Regions from separate parts of the Homo sapiens genome. Here regions 1 and 3 are each linked to region 2. The links are chromatin contacts, found by Hi-C or POLR2A ChIA-PET in ENCODE. All regions are on one chromosome and are shown on one strand. Each heading gives the region's core, a stretch centred on a gene start or an enhancer-like site at or near the end of the contact. The rest is flanking DNA. Distances are from core to core; before and after follow the strand shown.

Evidence for each region. Hi-C counts contacts between places; a loop is a spot of excess contacts on that map. ChIA-PET counts read pairs that join two places held with the same protein, here RNA polymerase II (POLR2A). Pooled maps may share reads with other maps.
Region 1: a loop to region 2 is called in a map of naive thymus-derived CD4-positive, alpha-beta T cell, with 9 times the contacts of the local background. The contact joins the promoter of RALY here to the enhancer-like site in region 2. A Hi-C loop is called at or near these places in 1 of 168 maps with a recorded cell type or tissue (naive thymus-derived CD4-positive, alpha-beta T cell) and 8 of 50 pooled maps. POLR2A ChIA-PET finds 5 or more read pairs at or near these places in 2 of 52 experiments (activated B cell and activated CD4-positive, alpha-beta T cell).
Region 3: a loop to region 2 is called in a pooled map, with 6 times the contacts of the local background. The contact joins the promoter of ITCH here to the enhancer-like site in region 2. A Hi-C loop is called at or near these places in 1 of 50 pooled maps. POLR2A ChIA-PET finds 5 or more read pairs at or near these places in 2 of 52 experiments (Panc1 and naive thymus-derived CD4-positive, alpha-beta T cell).

The regions. Positions count from the first base shown.
Region 1 is chr20:33,992,461-33,995,160 of GRCh38, reverse strand. RALY (RALY heterogeneous nuclear ribonucleoprotein) reads right to left here and starts at 1,250. Exons shown (of 10, transcript NM_016732.3): 1 at 1,030-1,250. It overlaps RALY-AS1 (RALY antisense RNA 1), which reads left to right and starts at 794. Exons shown (of 2, transcript NR_109886.1): 1 at 794-956; 2 at 2,256-2,673. RefSeq lists silencers at 530-859, 1,080-1,129, 1,190-1,319, 1,500-1,609, 1,780-2,029 and enhancers at 1,807-2,333, 2,270-2,349.
Region 2 is chr20:32,971,178-32,973,925 of GRCh38, reverse strand. No RefSeq gene overlaps it. Among named protein-coding and RNA genes, the nearest start is that of SUN5, 32 kb to the left of the region's middle. RefSeq lists enhancers at 1,206-1,335, 861-1,369, 1,370-1,877, 2,521-2,748. Within about 2 kb of position 1,470, at least 10 of the 41 ENCODE cell types and tissues checked have a DNase peak (open chromatin) inside an H3K27ac peak, as active enhancers do.
Region 3 is chr20:34,361,826-34,364,525 of GRCh38, reverse strand. ITCH (itchy E3 ubiquitin protein ligase) reads right to left here and starts at 1,253. Exons shown (of 25, transcript NM_031483.7): 1 at 1,177-1,253. RefSeq lists a silencer at 719-948.

The DNA.
Region 1 (2,700 bases), core at 1-2,500, 1.0 Mb before region 2:
TTCATCCACAGTATAGTGGACAACGGCCCAGAAGTCAGGGAAAACCCAGAGTTATGCCCCTAATTAAATGGTGTGACCCAAGGCTAGGTAAAAATACCCTCTGCACTAAGAGATGATACATGCTCACACCAGGAAATATTAATAAATAATAGGTACTGGCACCACTCCTTTGCACTTCTGTGGCTACTGTGACTTGGAGAAAATTACTTGACCCCTCTGCGCCTTAATTTCTGCTTTTGTAAATGAGGATAAACCAGAAGGCCGTTGTGAACATTAAATGAAATAAGGCTTGGGAAGTTCCTGGGTGAAGTCTCATTAAATGTTCCCTGTCGGTGTTAAACACTTCTTTCACATATTAGTTCCCTCCCTGAATCCACGAACACCCCGCAAAGCGAGTTTCCTTCTTTCCCCCCATGTCACCGAGAGGCAAACTAAGACTCGGCCGCCAAGGAGGCTGAGTGAAACGCGGATACGGCCCCAGTTCGAGGGCCCGTTGTTGTTTCTCTCCGAGCCCAAGGCGTGCAAAGAGCCCAGAAGAGGCGGGAGCCGAGGCAGGACAAGCTCTGCGCGCCTCCGGGAGCCCGTAGACCCAGTCCGGGTTAGGAGAGCCGGAAGCAGCCGCGGCCGGGCCCGCCTGCGGCCTCCCCGGAGCAGCCTCCGTTCCCCTCCCTCCGCCCCTCGCCGGGCGGGGCGGGGCACGAGCACAAAAGACTCCAACTTCCGAGCGGGCGCGGGCCCACCCAGCCAACTACTGGCCCAGACTTGGCCCGCGGAGAGAGCAGACAGGGAACGCCGGGAGCAGGACCGGGCGCGGAGGGCTGGGGCCGGGGACCCGGGGCGGCGGGTCCGAGTGGGAGAAAGGAGCGGCGGAGGGGGCCTAGAGTTACTCGGGCTCCCGGGACTCCCCGAAGGGCAGAAATAAGTTTCTAAAAATAGGCAGCGGCCTGCCGGAAGAAGTGAGTGAACGGAAAGGCACAAAGCACACACCCTCCCCGCACCCCTAAGGAGACGCCCGCAGTCCCCACTCACCCGCGCCGAGAGGTCTGGAGGAAGCCGCGCGGCTGGGAAGGAGGCGGTACTGCCGCACTCGGGGACGTAAGGGAGGGAGGAAAAGGGCGGCTGCGGCGGGAAGAGGCTGGGCACACGCGCGGGAGTCGTCGTCGTCGCCGTCGCCGCCGCTACCGCCCCCTCAGCTTCTCTGGGTTCCGCTGCCCCGAGCTGGCGCCGCTCGCGCGCCCCGCCGCACTGACAGCGGCGCGAGCCCCGCAACCGCGAGCCCTGCCCTCGGCCGGCACCACTGAGGCGCGCGGGGGTGGGGGCACCCGGAGCGGCTCCCCGCAGCTCGGCTCCGCCCGCCGCTCCGGCCCTGGTTCCGGGCTCTCCTCCTTCTCTGTCTCCTGGGAAGGACACGGTGACACGAGCACGAGGAGTCTGCAGCCCCGCCCAGAAACAGCCCGGCTTCCCAGGCGCATGGGCTCTCCCCACCCTCTCAGCCTGGCTTTGGAAAGGTCCAGAGCTTCGGCGGGGACGGGAGGAAGGCGGGGCCAGGGTGGGGCCTGAAAGGGAGGAGGGACTGAGACGCGGCTTGGGGAGGCGGGGCTGGGGCGGGAAGAGGGCAGCTTGCACAGGTTTGGAGCCGAAGTAGGGGCGGAGCTAAGATGGTGATGAGGCCCTGGGAAGAGGGTCGCCGGACCAGTGGGGAAGGCCGTGCAGGAGATGGAGAGCCGGGAACCAGGACAGCGCTTGAAAGGAGATGCTGTGGGCGGGGCTAAATGGAGAATCGCCCAGAGGGCGGAGCCACGGGTGGAGGGAGGCGGGGCTGAAGAGAAGCTTAGAGTGGGAGGAAGATGGAAGCGGGCCTGAAGGAGGCGGGCCCGGAAGCAGGGAGGGGAGGAGGGGCCCCGGGGGTGGCTACTCTGGGCGGGTGCCGGAAGGAGGCGTGCCCCAAGGAAGGACTGAGGGGTGGTGCTTGAGGTGGGCGGGGCCTGGAGATGGCGCTCAAATCTGCAGGCTGTGGGCGGTGCAGGAGGGATCCGGAAGAGACGAGGCAGGAAGAAACTCCTGGTCCTTTCGCTTTTAAGGAACGTGCCACCTAGACAAGGTGAGGGTCGCTCTTCGCTGCCTAATCTGGGACTGGGCGGAGAGGCCGCGCTAAGGGTGATCTCCGAAAAAGATGCAGGAGATGTTTTATAACTTGATCCAGGTGCTAGTCCTCTCTCCTACACATTTCTCCTGTCGGGATTTCTCACTTTCAGTGTTCCAGCCTCCGGTGAACCAGTCTTCCTAGTGAGAGCACGAGAAGCCCGTTGTCCTTCATTCCTCAGCTATGGATTTCCCTGAAAGTTGAGAACTGACCATATTCTCGATGCCTCCTCCGACCTGTGATTTCATGACTCACATCGCTTCCCCAGAACCTGCTTAACAGACGGGATTCCTGAGAATGGAGCAGAGTTTGAATTCAGAGTCCTGGCTTTGCCATACCAGCAGTTATAATTGTCCTTCTGTTGTTTGATGACCTCCCTGCCCTGCTTCAAAAGGAAGAGAAATCAAAGAGTTGACGACCCTGAGCGCAAGGCCTGGGACGTTCTTCCCCAAACTCGCTTTAATATCACCTTCTCAAAAGAACTCTTCCCTGAACACCTTGTCTCAAGATGTTCTCTAGTTTGTCTTCTTGTTCTGTCATTTATTTGTCTGTTCATT
Region 2 (2,748 bases), core at 221-2,720:
ACCCTTTGACAAGAGACTTTACCTCCCCGTGCCTCGGTTTCCTTATCTAACTGATTGGAATAATATTAGTACCTACCTCTCAGAATTGTGAGGATTAAAAGTAAAATCTTTAGAACATATCAAGCCTTTTGAATAGTGCTTGGTACATAACAAGTGCTCCGTAAATGTTAGTCATTACTACTGCAGAGGCAGGATAGCCTGCTGGTTAGGGATGTAGCTTCCTCCTAACTGTGTGACCTTAGACCAATTACCCGACCTCTCTGAATCCCATGGGTGTGGGGGTTAAATGTAGTCTTGCCTTGCATAAAACAACTACTCAATAAAAAGTTGCTATTTTTCCATGCCAGGCACTGTGATGATCTCATTGAATACTCACAACATCTCATGGGGTAGGTAATATCATTGAACCCATTTTATAGATGAGAAAACTGAGGCTTAGAAAAAAGGGTCTAATACAGGACAGAATTTGAATTCAGATTCAGGCCATCTGGGTCCATGCCCTTAACAGTTATATTACATCACCGGCCTAATATGCTCTGAGCTTTGAAAAACCCGTATCCAAGGTGGTTAGAACTTGTGAACATATTGAGTAAATTGGCACCAAGAGAGGACTTAAAACACATCTCACCTACATCATGCATGAGGACCTGTGGAGCTCAGAGGCCACGATCCATGGCCCCAGCCGAAGTCTAGAAGCCTGAGGTTGCAGCAAGTGTGAGCTCCTGATGAGTGAGGAGTTGGTGGTTGGGCTGTGATTGCTGCATGGAGAATCTAGGAGCCGAAGCGCAGGGCCAGTCCCTCACCACCAACTCCTGCGTGCAGGGAGGGATCTGCGGGGGGACGTTGATCAGGACAAAGAACACAGCCAACAGGAAGGCCTGGAAATGCCCAGGGAGGGCGCATATCCTCGGAGCCGTGGCTGGGCCACTGTCAGAGGACCAAGCTGTGGTGCAATGGCTGTGTTCCTTGACATCAAGTGCAGAGCCACCTGGGGACGGGACATACCGAAGGCACATCAGGCACAGCAGGGGCTTCGGGCCCCCATCCCCCACTCATCTCTAGCCTGAGCCCTGCACCATGGCCCATGAAGACAGGCCATCCAGCCAGGGTGCCCTGGATGGTGTCCGGGATGCCAGGTGGGCACCAGCACTGAGGGCAAGAGTGGGTGGGAAGGGCACAGAGGGACGAGTCACCAGCCCATCCCACACCCAGACCCCCAGGGCCTCTCCTTGGACACCACTTAGCAGGTAAGGCCCAGAAAAAAGCAGGCAGGGTATGCCCCACTCCAGTCACAGCAACAGTCTGGCCAGCCATTCTGGTTTGCCCAGGACTGGGGGGTGCCCAGGATGTGGAACCTTACATTTGAAAACCAGGACAGTTCCAAGCAAACCAGGACAAGCTGGTCACCATCTACAACAGGAAATAGGGGCTCGTGAGACAGGCAGGCTGACTGGTTTCCTGGTTTTGATGTGGTTTAGAGAAAAAGTACAAAAACCCCTTATCAGACTGTAGCTCACCTGACTTCCAGCCAATCAGCAGCCAAAGACCCAGGAAACTATTCACCACGAGTTCCTGCTCTAGGGGGCTAGGGACTTCCCTGGGGCCCCGCATGTGCAGTTAGACTTAAACTTCAACTTACCCTCTTCCTCATTTTAATGCTGCAAATCGTGCCCAAGCACGGAGATTTAAAATGCTGATGTTACATGCAATGTTTGAAAAAGTGTGTTGAGCCACTGTGCAAGTGCTAGAGAAACCCCTCCTCCTATACATGCCCTGGCAAAATCCTTCCCTACAGAAAGTCCCTGGAAATCTGACCCCCACGCTCCCCTGGGGAAACCCTTCCCTATAGAAAGGCCCTGGAAATCTAACCCACACACTCCCCTGGAGGAACCCTGAAACCCCTCTCCATAGAAAGGCCCTAGAAATCTAACCCACACACTCCCCTGGGGAGCAGCCTGCCCTCTTCCTTTCATGTTGCTGACTTCCCTCGTGCACAAGCTAAATAAAGCTCTTTCTCTTTGCTGCTATGTCTGGTGATCGCTCTTGATTTCTATCCTGGCAGATTACAAGGACCCAGGGCGCCGATAACACTAGAACTCTGGGATGCCTGAGAGGAGAGAGAATCAGGATGAGAAGCAGTGCCTGAGAGAGCAGAGAAGTGGAGACGGAGAAAACACAAGGCCAAAGACAGGAGGCAATGAGACTGAAGCAGAAAGAGAATGGATGGAGAAACAGGAAGACAGAGTCACAGCTAGAGACACAGAGATGGGGGAAAGAGAGGCAGGAAGTGGAACAGGACAGGGAGATGGCGTTAATGGTGGAGAGCGTCCTGGTTCTTGGAATCTTGAACAAAGAATTGGACAAAATACACAAACAAAGCAAGGAAGGAGTGAAGGGATTTACTGAAAATCAAAGTACACTCCACAGTGAGGGAGCAGGCCCGAGCGTAGCGGCTCAAGTGCCCCGTTATAGAATTTTTGGGAGTTTAAATACCCTCCAGAGGATTCCACTGGTTACTTGGGGTACACCCTATGTAAATAGAGAGGATGAAGTAAAATTACAAAGTTATTTACTTGGCCTACACCCCACGGAGAGGATATTTCCTGTCCTAGCTGAAGTGGGAATTGGCCTTATGTTCCCTGCCTTCAGACCCTATTTTCCTGCCTCACTGGGGGCACTCCAAAGACCCTGTGGCTGCCTCCCTGTCCCAGCTGAGCCCTCAGCCCCTCACCTCCTGCTCTGGGCCTC
Region 3 (2,700 bases), core at 4-2,503, 1.4 Mb before region 2:
GATCTGCCATGAGAACTTCACCTCAACTGATAAACCATTCCTTAGCCGATTTTGAGAATGGAAATACACTGCCTTTACATACTTCCTGAAGATCGAATTCTATCAGGAAAAGATGCAGGAGAACCCACCTAAGTGGGTGGCTGGCTCCAGGGTCTTACTAATTTTCAAGGCAAAAATCCCACAATTCCCCATCCCCCACTCCAAACCAAGTATACTGTAGCTGTGGAAGAATGGCAGAAAATGTAATAAGATTAGGATACGAATACAACCAAGAAAACAAGGTTGCGTTGTTATTGGGGATAATGAATTCCTGGCCCTTTACAAGTTCACCTGGTTACATGTCCAACTAACTTTAGGCCCAGCGTCTACTTCGGGCGCACAAATTCTGCGATTCTCTTTTCTGTCGCGGACGGGAACTGTCTTGGAAAACTTGAGTTCTCCACTTAAAAGTCATGTCATCATGCTTCGACCCTTAGAATACGTTCAACGGCTACTTTTTTCTTTTCTCTGCTAAAGAAAAGGGCACTCTCCGGAGGAAGGGCAGTGACAGCTCCACGTCTGCAAAAGTCGGCGCCGCCACGACGGTGGCGGACGTCGGGGAGGGCGCCGGAGCCGGGACCACCACGCCGGGGGGACAATGGAAGGAGGAGGCGAGTGGGAGAGAGAAGGGGAGGCAGCCGCTGTGCTGGGCCCTTCTAGCGACTGGGGGCTCGGAAAAGTCTCGAGAAGGCCAGCTGGGTGGCGGGGGACCCGGCCGCCGCCCCTCACAGGGCCACGTCGCCCGCGCCGGCCCCGCCGCCGGGCCCCGCGCGTAGGCCGAACCGCTGGAGAGTGGCCCCAGGCGGGGCTGAGGGGCGAGGGGCCGGACGGTACCCACGCCCGTCGTGGCCCAGCCCTTTCACAACTTGGAGCCCGCGAGGCGAAGGCCTCCGGAAGCCTGTGCCAGACACTGATCCCTCCGAACGTCCAGACAGCCCACCCCCACCGCCCGGCCCGGGCCAGTAGCCCGAGCTCCCCGCGCCCCCGACAGACACCGGCTCTGGAAGAAGGAGCAGCCGCGGCTCTGGGGTCCCGAACCGCGCGTCCCACTCCTCTACCCTTGTTCTCCCCGAACATTCTCATCCGGACTCCCTCCCTCTCCCGAGAACTGCCCCGAGTTCGCCCACGGGGGTTTACCGGGACTCGGGGCGGCGGCGACTCCTCAGTCCCTAGACTAAGATGGCAGCCGGTCCCGAGCCCCGACCACAGCTACTAGAGCGAGTTAGCAGCTAAAGCGCAGGCGCCTGAGCGCGGAAGTGGTCTAGACTACAAGCCCCAGCAGGCCTTGCGCGCCAGCCGTCCGGCCCGCCCCTGGCTTGAAGAGCTGGCTGCGGTGGTAAATCAGTTAAATCCCAGTTTTCCTCAGCTCCAGGTGAGATGGGCGCGAGCGGCTCCCAGCACCTCCAGGCTTTTTTTTTTTTTTAACACCCCGCCCACCAGAGCCTATAAGGACTGTGATTCTCAAACTATGGTGTGCATCAGAATCACCTAGAGAGCTTATTAAAACTTACACTGCTGACCCCCACCCCCAGAGTTTCTGATCAGAAGATCTGGCATAGGAGGATAGGGTCTGATAATTTGCATGTCCAACAAGCTGTCTAGTGATACTGCTAGTGAGTGAAATCATAATTTGAGAACCAATGGGCTATATAGCTTAGTTTATAACTTAGTTGTTCTTTTTTCTTTTTCTTTTCCTTTTCTTTTTTTTTCTTCTTTTTGAGATAAGGTCTCACCCTTCACCCAGGCTGGAGTGCAGTGGTGCAGTCATAGCTCACTACAGCCTCACACTCCTGGGCTCAAGCGAGCCTCCCACCTGGGCTTCCTGAGTAGCTGGGACAGCAGTTGAGCACCACCACACCCGACTAATTTTGTTCTATTCTTTGTAGAGATGGGGATGGGGTGGAGTGCGGATGGGATGGGGCGGGAATAGGGCCACGGTGTCGCCATGTTGCCCAGGCTGGTCTCCAGCTCCTGGGCTCAAGCGATACTCCCTCCTCGGGCCTCCCAATCGCTGAGATTACAGATGTGAGCCACTGCACCTGGCCTGGCTTAGCCTTTAACAATGTACATTAAAGGGCGTGGTTAAAAAGAAAATAAAAGAAAAAAAATGTACACTTGAGAGTTACACTGACCGGATTCAAATCCTCCCTTTTCTACCTTTTAACTGGGTGCCCTTAGGGATGATGACAACAGCTTAGTGGAGCCAACGTGGCCTGTCCGGTATTCTAAGAGCTGATACCAAGCTCCCTTTATTCTCACAACAAACCTATTACAGAAATACCATTATTATCCCCATTTTACAAATATATAAACTAAGTCACATACTTGATAAGAACCCAGGCAGTCTGGCGTGAAAGTCCGTTGTCTTAACCTTCTTCATGGATTGCTTGTGAGAAATAATAGGCTATGCAGGCAGAGACTCAGAGGTATGACTAAGTGCTCAATACTTAGTGACCTTTGCTATTACTGTTTAGCCTGTTTCCTCCTAATGAAAATAGTATTTTGCCATCTGGAAAGTCACATTTTTCAAAGTGACTTTTTTTTTTTTTTTTTTTTTGAGACAGAGTCTTGCTCTGTCACCCAACCTGGAGTGCAGCGGTGCAATCATAGCTCACTGCAGCCAACCTCCTGGGCTCAAGTGATCCTCTCACCTCAGCTTCC